2 separate regions of the Mus musculus genome follow, and region 1 is linked to region 2. A link is a loop called in an ENCODE intact Hi-C map of the cell type or tissue named here. Cell type or tissue: left cerebral cortex. All regions are shown on one strand. Links, peaks and the distances in the headings refer to the core of each region. The heading gives the core; the rest is flanking DNA.

Region 1 (12,622 bases), core at 5,546-9,545, 130 kb after region 2:
GGCAAGCGGAGTATCTCATAACCAGCAAGTGGTCATAGAGACTCCTGGACTCTCAGCTCTGCTAGCTGACATCAGTACTGAGTGTTTCTCAGTCTGTAAATGATACTTTTAATCTTTTTACTGATCGTCTATACGTGGCTCAGTCTGTTCCTCTGTTGAAAACTTGTGGTGCATTTCATTTCAATACACCAGCCAGATCTCTGTTTTCACAACTACAAAGTATCATTCTTACGGGGGGGGGGGGGTCCTTTTTATACTGGTCATATATGAGCTCATTCTGATCTTCTATTCTGATCTTCCTGGACCTTTAGCTGCAGGCAGTGATCGCATTGACAGAGATTTAATAGGCAAAGCAAGCCCTAGTTTTAGATCCTGTTGCATTGGCTAGACATGATCATAATAAATTTCATCTCTCTATTCACACCTTAAGGCTCTGACATTAAAAAGGGGGTGGGGGAATTATATCTCTGTACACATTATTTAAATCACACTTTTTATTTAATTTTTTTTTTAATAATTTGGATGCCAAAGAACTCCTTGCTGAGTGCCTTATACTCATGCCTAGGTGAGATGGAAGGATCCACTTATTGACATATGACATGATCCTGATCAGGTATTTACTATGGGGAAGAGGACATGTTTGTGTTTTTCCACAGAATGCTGCAGGAGCATGCCAGCTGCCAGAGTGATTGGTGTGACATGCTGAACTGTGAGCTTGCTGAGTGCCCTGACAGTGGTGACAGGAAAGCTGTACAGGGTATATGTTCTTGACCCACCTTTGCTTTTTGCTTGCCTTTGTCCCAGAGTAGACAAGCTAAGCTGCCTTGCTTCAAGCTTTTTAACCTTGTGGGACAGAGAACATAGAAACTGTGGAAACTGACTTGGAAATTTTAATCAAGAGGAGGAGTTATAATGACTCTTTTCTTTCCTTTAATGTGACCAATTATTCTGATTCAATCAGGGACTGGCCTAGAAATAAACCCAATATTTGAGATTCCTATTATGAAGATAGCTAAAAAAATCTTTATTAGCCAGCTGAGTTAACTTGGAGCATAGCCTCCACTATTTACATGAGAAGTTGCTGGGAGCCATGCCTCAGCCATGGCCTTGTGGATATTTTCTAGCTTACATAAACAATCCTGAGAGAACATTCATGGTCATAAAAGTAAGAATGTTTGTGGGAAAAGAGGATACTGTGACCATTCGTTCCAGGAACTGAAGATTGCCACCTGACCTTCAGAGAGATCCTGGGCTCTTCCTCCCTCCCTTGGAGCCTCATCTTTTCTCGCTTAAATTACCACTCCTGAATAAAGTTTTTCAGAGCTTGATCAGTCTAATTGACTTGCTCTCATTCTTCATGTTTCTTGTCTCCCCCAACCCCGCCCCCTCCTGCCCTAGGTTCCCTGCTGATTATCCCTGCAGGTCCGGGGAAGAAGTAACAGTTTTTCTGATGATTCTCAAAGCCACCTCTCCCACTCTGGGAAGCCAGACTTGGGCCTGATCCTTGCTAATTTGCAGCTGAATTGAGTGCCTGGGACATCCCCACAGACGACTTTAATCCTGTTGCTTTTAACTTTTGACTTGGTATTTCAAGCAGATTGGTTACCTCCATACAGGCTCTCTTTCAGCAAAGGGCAGATGGCAGTAATTCATCACTATGAAGAGATGCATTGAGTGCATATTGTGGCTATGGTCAGAATGAGAAAAAGGTGTGCAATGAGGGCTAACAGCCAAAGACGGGCCACTGATGATTCTATGACTCTTGTCAACCTAAGACAGAGGCATGTGCCAAAGGCTGTGTTTGTTCATAATAAACACTAAAATGCCGTGTTTGTGCAAATAAACACAAACAAGCTGCACGTACTCTCCAGGACGGGTCAGAAAGAGTATAGACATTCAGACCCAAGCCAGGCGCAGCCGCCAGCCACCATAATTCCCAGGCAAGACCATGGAGCATAAGTAAATTTTATGCCCCAGTCTAGCTAATTTCTCTATACAGAGAAACCCTGTCTCAAAAAACAAAAACCAACCAACCAAACAAACAAACAAAATCCCAAACATACAAAAAAGCCCTGGCTGTCCTGGAACTCACTTTGTAGACCAGGCTGGCCTCGAACTCAGAAATCCACCTGCCTCTATCTCCCAAGTGCTGGGGATTAAAGGCGTGTGCCACCACTGCCCGGCTCAGCTAATTTTTAATAAATAAAAAGGGAGGAATTGTGCCCTTCTCCCAGCCTTGAGCAGGCTGCTCAGACCTGATTTGCCACAGTTGCTAGCCCACCCAGGGTGGAGTCTTCCAACCTAGGTGAAGTCTATTGTCCTGCCACACCTGCAGTTTCCTCCAAGCCACTACCTGCTGAGAGGCTGAACCTATTTTCCTGATATTTCCTGGACTTGTGGGGGATGGGTACCCCCTTCCCCCCTTTATAAGCTCAGACTCATAAGTAAACATTGGCCTTGATCAGAACTTTGTCTTGGCTCATTATTTTTCTTGAGCCTTTCCCATCTAAACTCTGTCTTTGCTTTCAGGAACCTAGTAACCCATGGCCGCTGGCGGCTACAGTCCTACAGTTGCCACCACTACCTTTCCCATATTTGCTATTCCCCTTGCAGAATTGGTGGTGGGCATGTTTCGTGCTTAATGATACTTATCCTAATATCTCTTGCTCTTGTTGGCTTTTCTGTGATATAGCATACCTCTTTACTATGAAGGTATTGCTTTATTATCTAGCAATGCTTCTTGTTCTAATAGCTCTTTTGATTGTCGATGGAATCAGAAATCTGGCATAGGCGAGGTCTCTTGCTCAGCATGACTGGAACATCTCCCTCCTAGAGGAGGCTTCTGGTGTGTCCAGCTCCTCCTATGCTCTTGTGCAGTTATTCTCACCAGTCTGGACTGGAGAGCGCTCTGGAGGAAGAACAGATTCCGGTCTCTACCAGCCCTCTGGAAGCCACAAAATATGTGTGACATGGTCATGCAGGAGCCCCCCAGAGAAACCTGTGATCCAGATCTTGAGGCTTGAAGACAAAGTTTCTGACCTGGATCTTGGCATGGAGATCTTCTACCTGAAGTTTCTGCATTGGGTACCTGCATAGGGAAAATTTATAAAGGTAAAAGACAGAGTTTATGCAATCAAGTGCTCACAGTTTTCACCTCCTTATCTTATCGTATTCCTCCTAAAGAGGAATGGAGGGTTTGTTGCACAGGTCTTACCCCCTGCATTCATACACAAGTATTTGATAGTTCCAAAGATTTTTGTGTGTCGGCTCAACTTATTCCTAGGCTCATTTATCATTTTTATGATGAGCTCTGAGCTCTTGGATCATTGGGATGGAGGCTTCTCTAGTCCCAAGAGAGAACTTGCTACAACTTTATCTATTTCAGTACTGATGGGCCTCAATGTGGCAGGAGCAGCTACTGGTGCTTCTGCCCTGGTTTTTCAAGGAAAAAAAAGTACAAGCTCCTTAGAACGGCAATAGACACGGATATAGAAAGGATAGAAACTTCTGTTTCTTATTTGCAAGAATCTCTAACATCCTTGTCTGAGGTCGTCCTTCAAAACACGAGAGGACTTGATCTTTTATTCCTTCAACAAGGAGGACTGTGTGCAGCCCTCCACGAAGAATGTCTCTTTTACATCGATCATTCAGGAATAGTAAAGGACCCTATAGCAAACGTTTGAGAAGGACTGGTCAAAATGTAAAGAGAAAAAGAACAGAATCAGGGATGGTTTGAATCCTGCTTCTCCACTTCCCCATGGCTTACAACTTTAATTTCTACACTGCTTGGACCATTAATTATGATTTTGTTGCTTTTAAATTTTGGACCTTGTATCTTAAACAGATTGGTTGCCTTCACACAGGATCGCTTTCAGCAAGCTCAGCTATTCACCATAGCAGTTATTCATCGCTATGAAGAAATGCATTGAGTGCATATTCATATGTCCTTTGTAGCTTTGGTCTGAATGGGAAAGAGTGTGCTAGAGAAAGCTGGCAGTCAGAGACAGGTAAGTGTGCTCTTGAGCGCCTATCGACCTAAGACAGAGACATACATCAATGCTATGTTGTTCGCCATGACGGGTAAGAAGGAGCAATATGGACACCGACCTCAGACAGGCACGGTCACCTGGCCACTCTATACCCTAGATGGGATTATGGAAAATAAGTAAATCCAACAACTGGCACTGCTCATCTTTAAAGAGTAAAAAGGGGGGAATTGTGGCCTTCCCAGCTTTGAGTAGGCCTTTCCCAGCCTTGAACAGGCTGAAGAGTTTTCTAGCCTTGAGCAGGCTGGACAGACCTTGAGTGCTTGCCACTACAGACCTTATCAGCCTGGACGGGCTGTCTGCTTTGGGTACCTGCCGGTTCCCATGGGATCTTGGAAGATTGGGCTGTTGTGCTGACCTTGCTTTGCAACTCACTCTGGCTGAAACAAAGGGTGCATCTGTGGATGTTCCCCTGATAAACGCAGTGCTGAACATGAATCTTTGTGCCTTGATAAGAACACAGACTTGGCTTCCTTCTTCTCTCACACACACCCCTTGCCCTTACCCTTTTTCATTTCCAGCCCTCCTTTCAGGTAAAACCAGTTTTTCCGTGGCCGTCAGATGGCTACAGGCATGCACATATGAAAGTCAGAAGACCTTATGGAGTCAGTTTTTTTCCTTCTACCTTTATATGGGTCACTAGGATCGAACTCAGGTCCTTATGCTTGGCAGCAAGCCCTGTTAACCACTGAGCGTTCTCACCAGCCAGGTTTGTATTTTCTCTCCGTCTGTCTGTCCCCTTGTCTCCTTTTCTGATGAAGTTCAAACCCAGGGACCTCATGCATAATTCACTCTCCTTTTAAAGTCAAGTTTCAGGGGCTGGAGAGATGGCTCAGCAGTTAAGAGCACTGACTGCTCTTCCAGAGGTCCTGAGTTCAAATCCTTGCAACCACATGGTGGCTCACAACCATCCATAATGAGATCTGATGCCATCTTCTAGTGAGTCTGAAGACAACTAGAGTGTACTTACATATAGTAAGTAAATAAATCATTGGGCCAGAGCGAGCAAGGCCAGAAGGAGAAGAAAAAAAAAAAAAAAAGACAATTCTCCATATGTACCTCAGATGGACTGGCAGACTTACTACAATTGTCCTGCCTCAGCCTCCCAAGAACTGAGATTGCAGGCATAGGCCACCAAATTCAGATCTTTTTATAAACTGGGTTTTTTGTTGTTGTTTTGTTTTGAGACAGGGTTTCTCTGTGTAGCACTGGCTGTCCTGGAACTCACTCTGTAGACCAGACTGGTCTCAAACTCAGAAATCTGCCTGCCTCTGCCTTCCAAGTGCTGGGATTAAAGTAATAAACTGTTTTAAATTTTATGTGTATGGTTGTTTTGCCTGCATGTATGTCTTTGTATTATGTTTGAGCAGGGCTCCTTGAAGGCCAGATGAGGACATTAGATCCTCTGTTACTAGAAATAATGTGAGCTGCCATGCGGGTACTGGGTACTGAATCTCAGATCCTCTGGAAGAGTAGCCAGAGCTCTTTACCATTCTGCTATCTCTCCAGGCCCAACCAGTATGGGATCCTAACATCATAAAGACAACCAAAGTCAGGGGTGGTACCTCTGTACCTTAAAGAAACAAAGTTACAAAACCTGAAGTTACAAAAGTCTGTAACTTCAGCACTTGCCTGAACTATGGAAGGAGAACTTGTCTCCCAAGAAGCGACAAGGAGGCAAGTTGTAGAATTTGATTCTGTAAGAATTCAACACTACGGGCTGGTGAGATGGCTCAGTGGGTAAGAGCACTCGACTGCTCTTCCGAAGGTCTGGAGTTCAAATCCCAGCAACCACATGGTGGCTCACAACCATCCGTAACGAGATCTGGCGCCCTCTTCTGGAGCGTCTGAAGACAGCTACAGTGTACTTACATATAATAAATAAATAAATCTTTAAAAAAAAAAAAAGAATTCAACACTACAGGCCAGGCAGTGGTGGCGCACGCCTTTAATCCCAGCACTTGGGAGGCAGAGGCCGGCAGATTTCTGAGTTTGAGGCCAGCCTGGTCTACAGAGTGAGTTCCAGGACAGCCAGGGCTACACAGAGGAACCCTGTCTTTAAAAAAAAAAAAAAAAAGAATTCAATACTACTCATAAAATAGTACTTACTCCAAAATACCATTATTCACACCCCCCCAATTGAATACTGCTACAGCCTTTCAATCTATCTATTTACATAAGATTAATTGGAAATTGAAGGACATCTCAGGGCTGGTGTGATGGCTCAGTGGCAAGGTCACTTACTGCCAACTTGACCACGTGAGCTCATTATAATTCCTGGCACTCAGAGTGGAAGGAGAGAACTGACTCCTGCCAGTTGTCCTTCGATCCTTTGACCTCTATAGACTCACTCAGGAGCACACACAAAAGAAATGAATAAGAAAGAAACGTTTTTAAAAAGAACATATTGAAAGGCATCAAGAGATACAACTGGCTAAGTAAGACTGTGGGAAATCTCAGAATGTGCCAGGAAGCAGACTATTGCAGAATACTTGAAAGCTATCTGGATGGAGAGAGGGGCCTTAGATTTTGATTTGTATAAATCAACGGATACTGACCGAATACTAAATAATACTTTAAAATTATGCAACTTCTTGAAAGATTTAATAGAAACCCCTCTCTTTTAAAGAACCACACCAAAACATTTCTGGATGAGAAGTTAACCCTGCCCAAGAGAGGCAGGCGTGGTTTCGCATGCCTGTAATCCCAGTTTTTGGGAGGCTGAAGTTGGATCAGCACTGGCTGTATAGTTAGTGGCAGGTCAGACACAGACAGCTACATAGCAAGACCCTGTCTCCAAAAAAACCAAGTAAACGACTTCATTAACCAAGACAACAGGAGATGTGTAATAAACGAAGCAAGACGCTCATATGATGACAATTAATGAAACCGAATCAGGCATGGCTTGATGGTACAGGCCTATAGTCACAATATTCCACACTGGTTAACCTGGGATACACAGTGGCAGGATTTTTGCCCAGAACTACCATCCTCCCAGTGGCCTGACAAAATATCCCTCTGCACAATTCCCGGTATGGAAGGAGTAGGGGGTGGGAAGGACCTGGGATGACGACTACCTCCACTTGGGGGGACAGATAAGAAGGAAGAAGCTGAGATGTCGCGATGCTTTCTGGGAAATGAAGTCCTTTTAATTTGCCGGCAGCGTTGTACTGCGAGGGAGGGGGGGGGGGCGTGGGCTCAACGGCTGAACGACACGCTGCTGCCCCCTGGTGGACGCTGTGCGGTTACGGTCCAGGCGAGGGTCATTGAGATGAGGGAAAAGGGAGGACAGCCAGGTGGTGACCTGGAGAGCTGTGGGAATCTTTTCTGGAAAGAGTAGACAAACCTATGAGAGCGTTAGGGAATGAAAGAGTGATGGGAGAAAAGAAGGCGCCGCTCTGAGGGTTGCATGAAACAGAGTGGTCTATTCTATACCCCCAGATCCCAAAAAAGCTGGAATCAGTAACATAGGTCAGTATTTGCAAAGCTTGGTCAGAGGGTAAGGCAAGAAAATTAGGAGTTTAAGATCTGCCTTGGCATTCTTAAAATAATAAGCTAATTCATATAGAACTCATAGAATAATAAAAAGTAGGAGTAGAGCCAGACGGTAGTGGCACATACACAAAGGAGGCAGAGACAGGTGGAGCTCAGAGTGTGAGGCCAGCCTGGCCCACAGAGTGAGTTCCAGGACAGCCTGGACTACATGGAGTAACCCTGTCTTAAAAACAACAACAACGAAAAAACCAAACAAACAAAAGTAGGAGCTGGAGAGATGTCTCAGCAGCCAAGAGCACTGATGGGTTTGGTTGCCAGTGTGCACAATGGGCAGCTAACCACTGCCTATAGCCTAGGGACAGGGGATTGGATATTTGTAGCCTTCAAGAGGGCCTGCACTCATGTGCATACACTTGCATACAGAAACACACACAAACACACCAATAAAAATAATGAAAACACTTTTTAAAATTTTCAACAAAAAACCCAAGAAGGTCTAAAGTTTTGTCTCAGTGGTAGGATGTTTGCCTTGAATGCTCAAGGTCCTGGGTTCAATACTCAGCGTTGTCAAAACAAACAACAAACAAATAAAGCTAAGTAAACACATAAATAAGAGGATCGCCAGTCTGATGCTGGGAGTGTGGCGCTGTGGTGACTGCATGACCAGAATCCATCATGAGAGGATAGGGCGGTGGCTCAGTGGGTGACGGTGAGCTTCATGTACGTGAGGGCCTGCATTGCACCCCCAGCAGTGCCGTTCTCACGCACGAAGTATCTTTTCCATTGTCAGTTTACCACTTGATAACTGGGAGCCTTTGTTTATTTTTATTCATCTTTAGATTTTTTTCTTTTTTTTTGAGATTAATGTATGTTAATAGTTTTGCTTCATTTATGTCTGTGTAGCAAGCTCATGCAGGTAACACCCACCGATACTAGAAGAGGGTGCTAGAGCCCTAGGAACTGGAGTTACAAATGTGTGTGTGTGCACTGGGAATCGAACCTATGTCCTTCAGAAGTATAGTCAGTGCGCTTAATCTCTTAACCACTGAACCATCTCCACAGCTCTAATGGGAGGCTTTTGAAAGTCCTGGAAAGTTTGTGCTGATGTTTGGTAGATCTTGTGTGCAGTGGCTGTGACTTACCTGGAGCCCATACTGTGATTTTGAGTGGTCAGTGCACCAATGGGCAAAACGTGGTCCTCTTCTTCATCGTATGCACGTGCACTCTGAGGTCGGTCAGGCCCTCGGTGCTCCCAGATGAGTTCTCTTGCTGAATGGAGGTTGGCATGTGTTACAGTCTGGACCCTAAGTGTCCCCCCAAAGGCTCACAGTTTGTCTGTGTTGTTATGACAGACGGTGTGTACTGGCTGGTTTTGTGTGTTAACTTGACACAGGCTGGAGTTATCACAGAGAAAGGAGCTTCAGTTGAGGAAATGCCTCCATGAGATCCAACTGTAAGGCATTTTCTCAATTAGTGATCAAGGGGGAAAGGCCCCTTGTGGGTGGTGCCATCCCTGGGCTGGTAGTCTTGGTTCTATAAGAGAGCAGGCTGAGCAAGCCAGGGGAAGCAAGCCAGTAAAGAACATCCCTCCGTGGCTTCTGCATCAGCTCCTGCTTCCTGACCTGCTTGAGTTCCAGTCCTGACTTCCTTTGGTGATCAACAGCAACATGGAAGTGTAAACTGAATAAACCCTTTCCTCCCCAACTTGCTTCTTGGTGCAGGAATCGAAACCCTGACTAAGACACAGTGGAACCTCTAACTGGAAACTAGATGAAGGACAAGAGGGTGTGATGGTGCATGCTTGCAGGGGATGATAGGATCCTAGCCTGTTTCTCGGCTTCCCGGGCTACTGTGAGAGGTGCAGCGTTGCCACAGGCCCTTTGGTGCGGTATTGTATCACCACAGGCTGAGATAGTAAGAGTAAGAAGGTCACATAATCACAGGTGGAAATCCCTGCGACCGTGAGCCTTTCCACTTCTGCCCTACTTGTGATGTGTCAGGTCTAGGACCTCATGACCGCTCAGCAGCTCTGCCTCACTGAGCTGCGCCCAGCCTCCTTCCCTCTGTGCGTGTCTCAGGTAGGGCTGAGGGTTAAAGTGCTTGCCGAGTGGAATTTGCATGCCCACTGAACATCAGGAAGGAGAGAGGTCTCCAGGGCAAGCTTCCCAGCAACACTAGGCAGATCAGTGAGCTCTGGATTTGATTGAGACGCCTGCCTGCATGACGGAGCTGGGGTGGGGGTGGGGTGGGGGTGGGGAAGTAACAGAGCAATTCCTAACGTTAACTTCAGATCTCCACAAGCATGCCTATATACACAGATACACACATACCCATGCGTGTTCACACATGCAAATATGCCAACATACATGAACACACACCAACACACACAAAGGAAAAAATTAACTCAGGTATTTGTCACAATAGAAAGCTGACAAATAAGCTGGTGGGAAAGTTGGGGCAATCCTCTCGCTTGTTGGGTTGAGGGCAGCGGGCAGTGGGCAGCAGGCAGCGGGCTGGGGTGGGAGCGGCAGCATGTTCTATGGATGTATTTCTTGTAATGTTTGATGGCACTCAGTATGTGCAAATCTGCGGGCAGTTTCTGCATGCGGTGTCTCCTGACTGTGTTTGGGGTTGGTGAGTTTCCACGGGTTGAGTGTCCTATCACAGTGAGCCCATCTACTTTGTGGTTAACACCAGCTGTGTGCCCAAGCTCCCCGGCACTTTCCTCCGTTCCTGTAACTTACTGTAGCTGCTCTCAATGTTACTGCTTCCTCCTCCTCCTTCAGAAGTTATAATTAAGCAATTACAACAATTACACCACTTTCCAAAGAGTCGTTCTACCAAGAATCCCTTCACAGAGCTAACGAGGATTATTATTTAACGGGCAGGTCCATGCCCCCGTGACTCACAGTCCGCAGAACACACGGGCTGCGCAGGCATCACACACCCTAGGACACAATGTTCTCGGCCAGGCTATACAATGGTACGTATCTGCTCCAGTGGATACTTTATTTACTTATTTTTCTCTGCTTGGGATGGAACCACATGTTAGGCGAATACTCTTACAACTAAGCAATATTCCAAGCGCTCCTTTACTTTAGTAAGAGAGAGGAATGAGGGCAGGCTGGTGCCACCAGATCTTGTTGGAGGTTGGGTGGGTAGGTTTCGGGGGTTCTCTTGGCTGAAGGATGCTTGTTATTTATTGTAAAGGGGTTAGTTACAATGGTCTTGATCGGGGGTTACACTCAGGGGTTACACTCTTTCCTTTCCTCTATCCTTTTTTTCTTTTATAGGAAGAAAAAGGGGGAGTATAGGGATATTGTATGAATAATAGAGATATGGGTAGATTACTGAATCTATTCTTTTTTTTTTAATTTTATGTACATGAGTACACTGTAGCTGTCTTCAGACACACAGAAGAGGGCATCGGATCCCATTACAGATGGTTGTAAGTCACCATGTGGTTGCTGGGATTTGAACTCAGGAGCTCTGGAAGAGCAGCCAGTGCTCTTAACTGCTGAGCCATCTCTCCAGCCTGAATCTATTCATGTCAAAATTTTATAGCCAATAATCTTACATTGGTACAGATTTTTGTATATTGATACATGTTAAGGTTATGTTTGTTATAACACACTCTGTATATATGCGTTCAACTCTTACTTGAGGTATTGTACATAGATGGTTCTTAATAATGTAATGGAAAGTTCTAGTCCCTTTTAAAGCTATTATTATAAAGTATTCAGGGAAATTAAGAATGCAAATTAAGCTGGTGGTGGCACACGCCTTTAATCCCAGCACTTGGGAGGCAGAGGCAGGCAGATTTCTGAGTTTGAGGCCAGCCTGGTCTACAAAGTGACTTCCAGGACAGCTCCTGATCATGTTAGGTACTAGTCTATCACAAAATATGCTTTTTCAGCTAAACAGATAGTAAATAGCTAAAAAAGAAAGCTTGCTTATTCAGACGTACTAGATAAGTAGATAGTCTCAAAAAACCTAAGACACTTATAGAATATAACGTTAAAGATGCTTTTATATCAGGGCTAGAGAGATGGCTCAGTGGTTAAGAGCACTGACTTCTTCCAGAAGCCTGAGTTCAATTCCCAGCAACCACATGGTGGCTCACAACCATCTGTAATGGGATCTGATGCCTTCTTCTGGAGTGTCTGAAGACAGCTACAGTGTACTCACATAAGTAAATAAATCTTTAAAATATGCCTTTTATCAATTTAAGCCTTTTTTGGAAAACGAGTCAGGTCTGCTCCTCACAGCACCCCCATTTTTACTTCAAAGCAAATGATGAGCATTGAAAAATCTCCTTTGAAGTCTGATTCAAAGGTGGCAAGCTGCCACCGGGCAAAAACTGCCCTGCTTCAACTGCAGACAGAATGTCCAAAATGGACAAACATGGACGCAGGGAAGTTGGCTGTTTTACAAGGACAAGGTAGGCTAGCCCTTCATAATTCCTGCTCCAGACAAATGTCCATCAGATATTCTGGGTCAGAAGGCAGAATATGGATGCACCAACATTTCAGAGACCATTGTGGGGAACTATCCAGACAGCTCCTCCTCTGTGATGTCTATAGTCCTGGAAGCTGCATCCCTGTACGTCCTGTATCCTCAAGCAATATTTATTCCTTCTCCCCAGCATCCTCCTCCCTCCCTCTACTTCTCTGGTACAGCTCTGTTGACAGCTAAGGGCTAACTCTCCCTTTAGCTTTTCCATGTGGCCATGGGATAACATTTTGACTAATGAGTTAGAAACAAGTTTTGAGTTGTGCCTTTTGCTCTTCATCCCCTCTCCCCAGGATTGTTTTTTTCTTTTTCTTTTCTTCTTTGAGACAGGGATTCTCTGTATAGTCCTGGCTGTCCTGGAACTCACTTTGTAGACCAGGCTGACCTCGAACTCAGAAATCCACCTGCCTCTGCCTCCCAAGTGCTGGGATCAAAGGTGTGCGCCAACACTGCCCGGCTCATAGAAATCACCATAGCTAACCTCCTGCTTCCACCTCCTGAATGCTAGGACAGCAGTGAACCACCATGCCTGGCTCTGTGGCTCTTCCTTAAAGGTAAAGGCTACTCCC
Region 2 (12,622 bases), core at 4,595-8,594:
CAGATCCTATGCCTGTCTGATGGCACAGCCACTTGCCCTACAAAAGGTAACTTTAGCATGGAAAACTGGTATTTATAAGCACCACTGCGGACTTGTTACTTGCCCCTGTTACTGAGCTTCAGGAAAATGATGGAGAAAGATGCTGCTTAATACAATGGTATTGGTCTGGGAGCTCAACAGTCGAGAACACTCTGGCTGTTTTTCCAGAGGACCCAGGTTCAAGTCCCCTTACCAACAATCCCAGAGGATCTGACACCCTCTACTGGACTCCGTAGGTATGACACACATGGGATACACAACACCCAAACAGATAAACAGATTTTAAAAAAAGAAGAAGAAAAGCTCAATGACGTTAGAGTTAAGGTTTCACAGAGCTTTGACCAACCAGCAGTCATACTTCCAAACCTAAAGGCTCATAAACCAGGAGACACAGATGTTCTAAGACTAAAACTGAGGTGGGGGGCTCCGCATGCTGCAGCTGCCCCCGGGCACCCTCACCGGCACACTCACCATGGGTGGACCCCACGAGCTAGCCAGCCGCTGGCTGGCGGGCATCCAGGAGGTGCATCCACCAAGGTGGACAGCCTCCCATGGGAGGGATAGGGGAGTGGGGGGTTGCAGCATTGGCTGTCTTGGCCCTCAGGCCGGACAGTGGCAGCACAGGGCCCCATGTCTACTTCTAGAGTCCCCCTGGGGCTGCAGACAAAGAGGCAGGGGCAGATGACGATGGCCCAGTGAGAAGGCCAAGGGATGGTCACCGTCAAGTACGACAAGGAGCTAAGGAAGTGGCTCAACCTAGAGGAGTGGGTTTTAGAACAGCTCACGTGACTCTACGATTGCCAGAGCTCAAGACAGATGTGGATGAACTGTTGGATATGGAAAGCGATGATAGCCAGGCTGCTAGAGTCAGGGAGCTGTTAGTTGACTGTTACAAACCCGCTGAGGCCTTCATCTCTGGCCTGCTGGACAAGATCCGGGCATGCTGAAGCTGAGCACACCCGAGAAGAAGTGAGGGTCCTGACTCAGACGACCGTGGCTCCCACAGGACAATCGCTGCCCCCAACCTCGTAGCAACAGCAAAACCGGGGGACCCTGCAGCCAGGTTTGGTGCCATGAGCAGGGATCCCCATGTCCCTGCCCTCAGTTTTCCATTTTGGGGGTCTTTTTATTGTTATCAAACTGATAGGATATTTAAAAAAAAAATACTGAAACTGAGCAAAAGTATCACACTTATTTTTTCTTCTTCTTTTCCTTGTTGTTAGATTGAAACAGGATCTCACTGGGTAGCTCTGGAACTCACTCTGCAGACCAGGCTGGCCTTGAACTCACAGAGATCTTCCTGCCTCTGCCTCCTGAGTGCTGGGATTACAGGTGTGTGCCACCACTCTTTGGTTGTGATCCTAGTTGGACCTAACAGCTGGACCATCACTCCTGCCCCCAAAGCTTTTTCAGTTTGTCTACTAGAGACTCTTTCCTTTAGAGCAGCAGTTCTCAACCTGTGGATCACAACCCGTTTGAGGTTGTAACAACCCTTTCACAGGGGTCACCTTAGATCAAAAACCACACATACGTTTATGATTCATAACTGTTGTAAAACTATAGTTATAAGGTAGCAATAAAAATAATTTTGTGGTTGGAGATCGCCACAGCATGAGCAACTGTAACCACGGGCTTTTCTACCCACATCCCAGCTCCCCGATGACAACTCGGAGACTTATTTATGAGTAAGGGCCTAGGCCATGAGCTTGGGCTCGTTCTCTGACTAGCTTGTAACTTACACAACCCACTTAAACTAATCTATGCTTGCATCCAACATCCTCAGATCCCGGGGCAAACCTCCAGCTCTGACTCAGCGTTTCAATCGCTCTCCTGAAACTCCCCCCTTTTACTCCCTCCCTCTTGCTAACAGCACATCAGCTTTTCACTGCTGGGCAACGCTTCCACACAGTGCACACGTGGTTATCCCTACAGGGAGCTGTATTAAAGGGTCACAGCATTAGGAAGATGGAAAACCACTGCCTTAACAGGTAGCCCTTTGCCCATCACAAGGACCCTATCATGACTGAGCTACCATGGCTTTAGAGCAAGGTGAGAGTCTATTTATACCGAAATGGAAGGTTCCTTGTTCAACACCAAAAAAAGCACCAAGTTGAAGAAAGCAGACATGTATCTGTACTAGACACAAAATGATTGTATTCGAATACAAAAAACCTATGCCTCACCTGAGCCATGGCTTTGATGGTGACAGGTCCTCTGTGCTGCTCTTCTGGAACGGGGGAGAACTGGGGGAGACAAAGAACAGTGAGACCCCACTTGACTCAGTACACACAGCAGTCATTCCCCAAGTACTCACCCCACACTTTGAGGGGTCTAAAGTGGGAAGAACAGACAGATATCTCAACATCCCTAACTTCAGAGAGCCAGGCTCTGGAATGGGACAGGAGGGGTTTGGGCAATATGGCTCTTGGGCACATAAGCACACACATGAAGATATACTGAGAGGCCAAACCTACTCCACCTTGGAACCAGCCTCCATCTTAAAGAGAAAAAAAAAAAGCCTGAGAACTTGACCTGCAGCAGAACCCAAGCTGCACCCACATACCAGGAAGGACCCCAGGGCTTGTCCTTGCCCATACCCCAGAGTTACTCCCTAGCTACTTCCTAGCAACAGTTAATCAAAGATTAGTCTGGTTATTTTGGGTGTACTTTCAGCTTGTTTGTGATTATCTACAGTCTTGCTTCAGGGCACCCACCTGTCGGCTTAATAGCCTTTCTATTAGATGTTTGCCAGACTGGACACCCCCTCCCTCCCTCCCTCCCTCCCTCCCTCCCTCCCTCCCTCCCTCCCTCCCCTGCTCCTATTTTCCTATAAAAACTTGTCCTGCTGAGGGCTCAAGGATTCTGTTGTGACAAGGCTGGGAGGGAGGAGAGTCCAAGTCTAAGCTTGTAATAAAGAGACCCTGATGGCCTTTTGGGGTTCATGACCACTTCCTGGCACAACAATACAATTCTTGTATAGGGTAGATCATGATACAAGTGTCTGAATCTCAGCACTCCCGAGACTGAGACAACAGCACTGCCGGAGGCTTAGACCACCCAGGCCTTCACAGACTGACTCACGTCTCCCTCCCACCTCTCTGCTTCTCTCTCTCTGGTTTTGTGAGAAAAGGTCTCTCTACATAGCTCTGACTGTCCTGGCGTTCACTCTGTTGACCAAGCTGGTATTGAACTCACAGAGATCTACCTGCTTCTGACTCCAGAGTGCTGGGGTCAAAGACCTGCACAACCATACATAGTTTAAAATTAAATCTTTTATTTTAAATCACATTTTAAACCTTTTTTGGGGTTAGAAGAGGGTGTGGGAACTGAAGCTCCTGCATCCTACTGTAAAGGTAATTATAACACATCTGCTGTGGAGGCGCACGCCTTTAATCCCAACACTCTGGAGCCAGAGGCAGGTGGATCTGTGAGTTCAAGTCCAGGTTGGAATACAGACTAAGTCCCAGGCCATCCAGGGCTATTCAGTGAGACTTTGTCTCAAAAGAAAAAAATTAAAACAGACATGGCAGAATGTTTATAAGATTAAAAGTTAGAAATACTCAAATGTCTACTATTTGATGAGATGAATAAGTGCCATATACTTCAGATGAATTTTGCAGATAATGGATGGAACTTGAGAACATCATCCTGAGTGAGGTGACCCAGAGTCAGAAAGACATGCACCGTATGTACTCACTGATAAGTGGACATTAGCCATAAAGTGCAGGATAACTAAGCTATGATCCACAGACCAGAAGAAACTGGGTAATAAGGAGGTCCAAGGGAGGGTTTGAGAATCCCACTCAGAAGGGGAAACTAAATAATCATCAGAGATGTATGGAGAGAGGAAAATGGGTAGGAGAGGGGGTGAGGATCGGAACAGGGATGGCGATCAAGTAGGGAGGGCGAGAGAGGGCTGGGAGAATGGAAACCAGCGGTGGGAGGGGGGGCATCTCTGGTGACTAGCTAGAGCCTTGGGAAGGAAGAGGCTACAGGGAGCCTATGGGGTGACTTTAGCTGAGACTCCTACTAGAGGAGAATTATAGAGACTGATGGGGCCACCTCCTGTACCCAGGCAAGACTTCCAGAGGCAGGGGGACGGGACATCAATCCACTCCAAAAATCTTCAACACAAAATTTGTCTTGTTTATAGAAAGTGCAGGGATAAATATGGAGCAGAGACTGAGGGAACAGTCATCCAATGACTGCCCCAACTTGAGACCCATCCCATGTGAGAGAAACTAATTAACTCTACTAATGATACTCTTGTGCTTGCAGACAGCAGCCTAGCATAACTGTCTCCTGAGAGACTTCACCCAGCAGTGGATGGAGGCAGATGCAGAGAGCCACACTCATCAGGTGGAGCTTGGGGAGTCTTGTGGAAGAGTATGGGATAGAAGTGAGCAAGCCAGAGGGGTCAAGGATACCACAAGAAGACCCAGAGTCAACTGACCTGGGAGCATGGAGGTTCACAGAGCCTGGGTCACCAACCAGGGAGCATGGAAGAGCTGGACCTAAGCACACTCCCCACCCCACGCCTACACGTTTGTAGCAAGTGTGAGCTTGGTGTTTATGTGGGTCCCCCTAAGAAGTGGAGCGGGGGTTGTCTCCATCTCTGTTCCCTGTCATTGGATCACCCCCTACTTCGACTGCCTGATTGTGCTTCCTAGACCTGCTGGGACTAGGTGCCCCAGGGAGGGGTGGTACCCAGAGGGACTCTCCTGCCCAGAGGACAAGGTAAGGGGGAGATGGAGGGAGGGATTTGTAAGGGTAGGACTGGGAAGCGAGGAAGGAGGGTGGCTGAGATTAGGATGTAAAGTGAATTTTTAAAAGTAAACATTAAAAACAGTTGGAAATACTCATATGGCTACCCTTAATAGTCGAGATGTATAAATGCTTCAGATCCTGAAATATCAAACAGCACAAAGACTCAGTTAAGCCGCTATCCCACTTAACACGGGGAAGTCCTACACAGCTGTCCAAATAAACAAAGTAAAAGACAAAGAAAAGCATGATAGCTCACAAATGAACCTCTAAAATGAGCAAAGGCTAAAGAAGAATGCACGCAAGATACACATTCAAAACTTCACACTCACAACCCACACACAGACCCACAACAGAGACACTCGGCTATCGGAAACCTACCTACGAGAAGACAGGACTACCTACTAGGGGCTCAAAAAGTAACTTAAGCACAACTTCACTTTTACCACACAGAATCCACAGGTATCTGCGCCTGCACTGTGCTGCACGTGGTCACAACATCACACAGTCGCACGCCCCTACAGAGACAGAACACTCACCCAGTCAGCAGCTCTCCACATCCACACACAATGCCGCACGTGTCCCCAGCTCGCTCCCTCCCACTCACCAAGGGGTGGTGGCCGCCACGGTGTTAGCAGAAACTGATGCTCATCACCAGTCCAGCCCCTTAGCGCCGCGATCACTGTTCACAAATTAGCCGCACAATTCCGACTCCTCTGCCGCACAAAGCCCAGCCTCGGCGTTCGCCCCGCCTCCTCCCGGGTTCCGCACCAAAGGCCTTCCTTGCAAGCTGCCAAAGCCCTGCAATCCTTCAGTGCACCTCCCCTCTTGCCAGCAAAGCTCTGAAGTCACGCCAGGCGCGTGATCTTCCCGCGAGAAGCCAGGGAGCCCTCTGGGAAATGTAGTCAGTCCGAGGGAACGCGGCAGACAAGATGGCTCCCGATGGGCGGGGCTTCTAACGGTCCCTCAGTGTGGTGGACGAGCGGAGGACACCCCAAATAGAAACGCATCCTCAGGATACATGGAACCCTATATCAGCTTCCACTACTGCATTTAAAATCATTCAAAAAAGTTAGGAATCTGTTGATTTCCCGGACTTTTGGTATTATCTGTAGAGGATAGACTGCATCAGGAAAGGGGCGGAGAACTGGTAGGGGGCGGAGTGTGATTTGCATAGTAAGCATAATCATGCGGCTGAGACTTCTAGTAATATAATTCAGTGCAATACGAAAAAAAATATATTGAAGGGGGAAAGTTATCTCAATTTCTCAGAGAGCTAAGCCTTTGCTTGGCCACCTCTAGCGGCCGAGTTTCCCCCCGCCCCAGAAGTGTGCAGGAACAGATCTCCTCCGCAGATGTGTGACTTGTTCTGGACATGCATTTGGCTTGGTACTCATTAGCAGGTCCTGTAGGTTGAAAGGGTGGATACCAGGACCACACCTTGGATTCCCACATGCTTCTAATGCTAGCCCGCAGGAGGAGCAGGAGGATCAGGGTCATCCCTGGCTACTGAGAGGTAGTTACATTAAAAACTACAGTGGAACACTTGGAGAAAGCATCTTCCTTTGAAGTGATTTCCATAACCAATAAATATACCTAGTCCAGGAGATAACAAGTCAGTCGGTCTGAAAAAGACATTAAAGTTGGGGCTAGAGAGATGACTCAGCGATTAAGAGCACTGGCTTCTCTTCCAGAGGACCTGAGTTCAATACCCAGCCACCACATAGTGGCTCACAATCATCTATAAGAGGATATGATGCCCTCTTCTGGCCTACAGATGTATATGCAGCAGAGCACTCACATTAAATCTTTTAAAACGACATTGAAGTTAAAAGACTACATCTCTGTATAAATCAAGATTTTCTCTTCAGAAAATAGGGACAACACGGCTTACCTCACTTCTCTGTTAATTGCAAAGCTGCCACAGTCCTAACGAAATAGATACTATAAAGACATGAAGATCTTATAAGGATATGAAGTTACCCAGAATAGAATGGAGCTGAGGGAGAGCTGCCGGTAGACTACCCCAATGATAACGGGTATACTAACCAGGCATGTTAGAGGGAAGTGAAGTTTGGGATTGCTGGGTGCGGAGATTTGAATGAGCTGGCTCATAGGCTCATACATTTGAATGCTTAGTCATTAGTTTATGGAACTGCCTGGGATGGGTTAGGGGATATGGCCATGTTAGAGGAGGTGTGTTATTATTGGAGGGTGGGCTTTGAGGTTTCAAAAGCCCATACCAGGCTCAGTGTGTCTCTGTCTCTCTCTCTGTCTGTCTCTCTCTCTGTCTCTGCCTCTCTGTCTCTCTCTGTTTTCTGCAGAGACATTGTAATTCCTAAACCAATGATGACATCAGCCACCTATTAATTTCCCACACTATTATATTATCCTGATACTGTTTTTTCAGTCATCCACGATTTTCCCACTGACCTGGGATACTGCCACAATAAATTACCAATGCTCCGTGAATTCATTCATGTTTCTAGATTCAATATTCTGTTCTGACCTCAAGTTTAGACAATCTTATCAACAAAGAGCTTGGGTTGGCATAATGATGTCTGGAACCCTGCACTGGGCTACGGGGTAAGTGGACCAGAAGAAACTTGAGGCCAGCTTGGGCTACATAGGGAATTTAAGGCCATGTTAGGCTATGTACATTCTACAAATTATCTATATACCAAAGATATTTTTGCCTGTTAATTGCAAACCTTTATATTGCTAATATTATCTCAATACAGTTCATAAGTTTTAGAAGACCATTCTGATTGGAATCACTGGACTCCTAAAATTAGAATACTAATAATGAGCCAGGCAGTGGTGGCACATGCCTTTAATCCCAGCACTTGGGAGGCAGAGGCAGGCAGATTTCTGAGTTTGAGGCCAGCATGGTCTACAGAGTGAGTTCCAGGACAGCCAGGGCTACAGAGAAACCCTGTCTGGAAAAAAAAAAAAAGTAAAAAAAAAGTAAGACACAACTATAATTCCTAAACGTATAAGGGGCATCAGGAGTTCAAGGCTATGCAGGGCTTTGAGGCCAGGCTTGGCTATTTGAGCTCGTCTCAAAGAAATAAATACAAAACAAAATTGTAAAAGACTGCCAGAGAGGTAGCTGAGTTGGTAAAGTGTTTGCTGTGAGGTGGGACTTTCTGGTTTCTCTGACGACTCAATTGTGCCAGGTGATGTTTTTCCGGAAGCTCCCTTATGAGAGGGCACGTGATGTTTTGCTGAAACCAGACTCTTCAGAAGGCACATAATGTTTAGAAAGAACATAAATGGAACCCCACAAACAGTGAGAGGATGCTCTTGCATTCCTATTCCGTACAAAGCTTCGCTGGTCTTCACTTTGTCGAGAGAAATGCACCAAAGAACTTCTCGTGGTATTCCGGCTGCTCCTGGCTGCTCCCTCTGATTTGGGCCAGTTGCAGTTTCTGCTGGATCTTGCCGCCACTACTGATTCATTTTTGGTGTTTGCTATTGGCCTGGACTGCTGGAATCCTGACAAGGAAGAGTGGGATTGCCCCGAGAAACTACTTCTAAATGGGTCTGTGACTCCCTTTTCCTATTAACCTTTCTCCCTTGCTTCTGGTCGGTGGATTAGAAGGGAAGTTGAAGTGTTTAAGAACCCTAAATAAAGTAGGTTTTGAAAAAAAAAAAAATCTAAGCCCGCAAGTAGGCTGCCTCTCCTGAAGTCAGGGTTTCAGAGAGCTGCTTCTTATTGGCTCTTGGAGTCCCTTTTATGGGGAAGGGTTAGGGTTGATAGAAAATAGGTGTAGAGAGCTGGAGAGATGGCTTAGCAGTTAAGAGCACCGACTGCTCTTCCAGAATTCCTGAATTCAATTCCCAGCAACTCACAACCATCTGTAATGGGATCTGATGTCCTCTTCCGGTATGTCTGAAGAGAGCAACAATGTACTCACATACAATTAAATAAATAAATAAATAAATAAATAAAGCTGTAGCTATAACTGGCTGTTAAAAATCTGGACAGAAGGGGGGGCTGGGCTCAAGGCTGTGTGTGGGGTGGGTGTGGGAATGTATCATGTAAAAGGGTACCTGGGAAGGTATCTGGTAAGACATATTGGTAAGCCATAAGGACAGTCATATATTCCAGGATCAAGAATTTAGCTCACAGTTCACGGTGGCACCTTTTTGGTTTCACACTGGGCTGTTTGATAAGGAGAGAGGCAGAAGCCTAGAGGTCAGGAGAGCAGAAAACCAAGCATGGTGGACAAGAGGTCAAACGGGCTAGATTATATAGGGAAGAGAAGCTGGGGAAGGGACAGCCCAACTCTGGTGGGAGATTTCAGGGTAGGAGGCAGGGTAGCCCAGGACAAGCACAGGTAGCCAGGCCCCACCTCTATACTAATCTAATGGCCTGGCCCAGTCCCTTGATGTGCAAGAGTATTCAGGGCCAGCCTTCTAGACTGTTCTACCACTGAGAAGGCTGTTTCCAGCCCCTTGAGATACAGACAAGATCCACTCTATAGAGGAAAAAAGGGCGGGGGCGGGGGGAAGAATCCCAGGCCGCCCTGGAAGCCCCGCCTCCTTTCCCCCCAAACCCTATATAATGCCTGCCTCCTGTTCTGTTCTTTGTTGATTCTCTCCCAAGCAAAGGCACCCAACTTCTTGAGGCTTTCCTAATACATCTCTCCCGAGGTTTGCTGTAGGGTGTGACTTTGTGGTATTCCTTGGCTCCCAACTGTAGGATAGCTTTCCCTTTAGAGCTGTAACACCTTCACCAGGCCATCAGCTGCTTTGATATGTTAACAGGCATCTCAGCCATTTGCCCCAGTTTTGGGACCTAACACTCAGGTAACGCATTAACAAACCTCCCACAGGACCCCACAACTCACCTGCATACTGCTTTCCACATTGTTACACACTGTCACAACCCTAGGACATACGGCTACAAAAATTACAATTTCACAATAGTTCATTTTCCTGATTGTTTAGTCTGAACCCAATTATCAGTCTCAATTCCAGCCTGGCTTCAGTTTGTGATACTGTAGCAATCGCTTCCTTAACACCAGAGTCTGATACAACTCTCTGCAGAGCTGCCAACTATCAGCCTGAGATGCCTTCTGGGAAATGTAGTTCAGCAGTGCGCCACGGTGGCCAAGATGGCGTCCTCTCCCGTAAAACCCAGAGGATTGCGCCTTACTGGGAATCTCGCCCTGGAGGCAAGGAAAAGCCTATTCTGTGAGTTTAAGCTGCACTCATTACACACCTTGGCACACCATTGTCCTTTGCGGTAACACAGTGTAAAAGTGGTAGTATCTGAGTTCCAACCTTTTACTACTTATCCACTGGGAAAAGTTCTCGGGAGAGTGGAGGGGAAATTAACTAGAACCCCTGAGACTTCTGGGAAATGTAGTTCACAGTTAAAAAGAGAGCGAAAGAGAGAGACTAGAATGGAAAAAGATCCTCTAGTTCAGAGCCCTGGTGGGCAGAGACCTCTGGGAGTGCTAGCTCACTGAAGGAGTGCGCAGGCGCAGGCTTCGTGGCTCGCCATCGTCGCCTTTGTCTGGGTGAGTTTGATTTCGGGGTCTGTAGGACCGGGATTTTCCCAGACTGAGTAAAGGCAAAGGAGCTGTGGGGGAGGGTTTACCCACCTGCCCGGGCGAGGATGCCTGAAGGGGCGAAAACGCCTACTGTGATGGTGGAGCTGAGAACTTGGGTGGATGGGGGCTGGGGAGATCAGAAACCGGGGTGGGTTTGCGGGCGGGGTGAGCATACGTGTAAGGGTGTGTTTTGGTTTGTTTCGAGTGAGCGAGAAACTGGTTTCAAGTTTGTAAAAATACAGGGGTGGTTTTCTAATACATGTCGCATTTATTTTAAAAATAAAAACGAGGTGTTTTTTTTTCTTCTGGAAAACAGGAAAGGGAAAAAGATAATTGAGTGAGTAGTTTTAAACCTGGTTTTTAAAAATCAAAACAAGTCTACAGTAAAAAAATGAAACCAACGTTCCTTTGAAAAATATTCTTTGTAACAAAGATTTCCAATAACTCGTTATTGGATGCCTACACATCTGTAGGCATTAACTTGCTACTTGGAAAAACCAGATGAGCTAGTTTTGAGTAGTCCCAAATTTACGGACTAGCCCTTAGAATGTACTTTTCACTGCTGCAGATGGGATTGAATCAGTAAGGTAATTAATTGTCCCCCCTTTAGCACAGAGAGGTCAAGAAAGCTATTTAATTTAGCACTCTGATTTGTCAAAGGACAGGGCTCGTGTGTGTGTGTGTGTGTGTGTGTGTGTGTTGCCTGAATATATGTGTACGTGGAACCTGCAGAGGCCAAAAGAAGACATTGGATCCCCTGGAACTGGAATTATAGACAGTTGTGAGCTGGCATGTGGGTACAGGGAGTTGAACTAGAGTCCTTTGGAAGAACAGCCAGTGTTCTTATCCACTGAGCAATCCCTTCAGCTCCAAATTAAGACTCCTAATTTGTCCAGATTTATCCATACCAAGTAGCTTTTGTTAACATACAGATTTTCTTCTGAGTAGTTTTTGGTCAGTCTTTAAAACATGACAAACAACAAAAAATGGTCTGCGTTCATAGTCCTGCTTGTCCTGGAACTCTCGAGATAGGCTTCCCAAGTGCTGGGACTAAAGGCATGCGCTGTTATAGCTGGCTCATCATCGTTTTGCTTTCATTTCTCCCTCCTTCCTTCCTTCCTTCCTTCCTTCCTTCCTTCCTTCCTTCCTTCCTTCCTTCCTTCTGAGTCAGGGTAGTCTCAGTGTGGCCCTAACTGTTTTGGAATTCGCTCTATAGATTAAGCTGCTCCAAACTAGGATGTTCCAACTGCGTCTGCCTCCTGAGTGCTGGGATTAAAGGTGTGCGCCACCTTGCCTAGCTTGTCACACATCTTTTTAAAACATGTTTTTCTTTTCTTTTTTCTTTTCTTTATTTTCTTTTTTTTTTTTTCCATTAAAGAATTTATTTTTAAGCCGGGCATGGTGGCACACACCTTTAATCCCAGCACTTGGGAGGCAGAGGCAGGCGAATTTCTGAGTTCGAAGCCAGCCTGGTTTACAGAGTGAGTTCCTGGACAGCCAGGACTACACAGAGAAACCCTGTCTTGAAAAAAAAATCCAAAAAAAAATTTTTTTTTAATAAATTCTTTTTTTTTTTTTTTTTTTTTTAAAGATTTATTTATTTATTATATGTAAGTACACTGTAGCTGTCTTCAGACACTCCAGAAGAGGGAGTCAGATCTTGTTACGGATGGTTGTGAGCCACCATGTGGTTGCTGGGATTTGAACTCTGGACCTTCGGAAGAGCAGTCGGGTGCTCTAACCCACTGAGCCATCTCACCAGCCCTTTTTTTAATAAATTCTAATCAAGAGTTATTTATGTGTATGTGAATGCTCGAAGGTTGTGGGCATGTTTATGAATGCCCTTGGAAGCCAGAAGAGGGCATTAGATCTCCTTGAGAGCAGTCCAGTGTGGCTGCTGGGAACCAAACTCCAGTCTTCTGGAAGAGCAAGCAGCAGTGCTCCTAACTGCTGAGCCATCTCTCCAGCCCCTTAACAATTGCAATAAAGTGAGATATTATTAAAGGGTCAACAATTTTGATAAGTAAGAAAAAATTTCAAATTAACAAGGAAGATACAACTTCTTTTAGTGTGTGTGTGTCTACATGTTCATGTGGGTATATGCATAAGCACTCGTGAGTGCACACATGCATGTGTGCATGAGTATGCACATGGGAGTCATAGGGCAGAGCACTTGTGAGTGCACACATGCGTGTGTGCATGAGTATGCACATGGGAGTCATAGGGCAGAGCACTTGTGAGTGCACACATGCGTG

What was found. A loop is a pair of places that touch in the nucleus more often than their neighbours do. Peaks named below come from ENCODE experiments on the same cell type or tissue, not always from the same donor. Only the 100,000 strongest peaks of a DNase experiment are listed, where the experiment ranks them.
Region 1: a loop joins it to region 2, with 2.2 times the contacts of the local background. A loop is called at or near these places in 1 of 42 quality-filtered maps.

Annotation. Positions count from the first base shown.
Region 1 is chr7:30,209,746-30,222,367 of GRCm38, forward strand. No RefSeq gene overlaps it. Among named protein-coding and RNA genes, the nearest start is that of Polr2i, 16 kb to the right of the region's middle. In left cerebral cortex, for the core only: CTCF peaks have their summits at 5,889 (motif pointing left) and 7,298 (motif pointing left); a DNase peak (open chromatin) is centred at 7,182; H3K4me3 peaks cover 442 bases; H3K27ac peaks cover 503 bases.
Region 2 is chr7:30,084,878-30,097,499 of GRCm38, forward strand. It overlaps Zfp566 (zinc finger protein 566), which reads right to left and starts at 5,633. Exons shown (of 4, transcript NM_152814.2): 1 at 5,411-5,633; 2 at 2,223-2,282. The coding sequence starts at 2,231. Zfp260 (zinc finger protein 260) reads left to right here and starts at 10,199. Exons shown (of 3, transcript NM_011981.4): 1 at 10,199-10,334. In left cerebral cortex, for the core only: a CTCF peak has its summit at 6,584 (motif pointing left); DNase peaks (open chromatin) are centred at 5,638, 6,155 and 6,470; H3K4me3 peaks cover 1,633 bases; H3K27ac peaks cover 1,121 bases.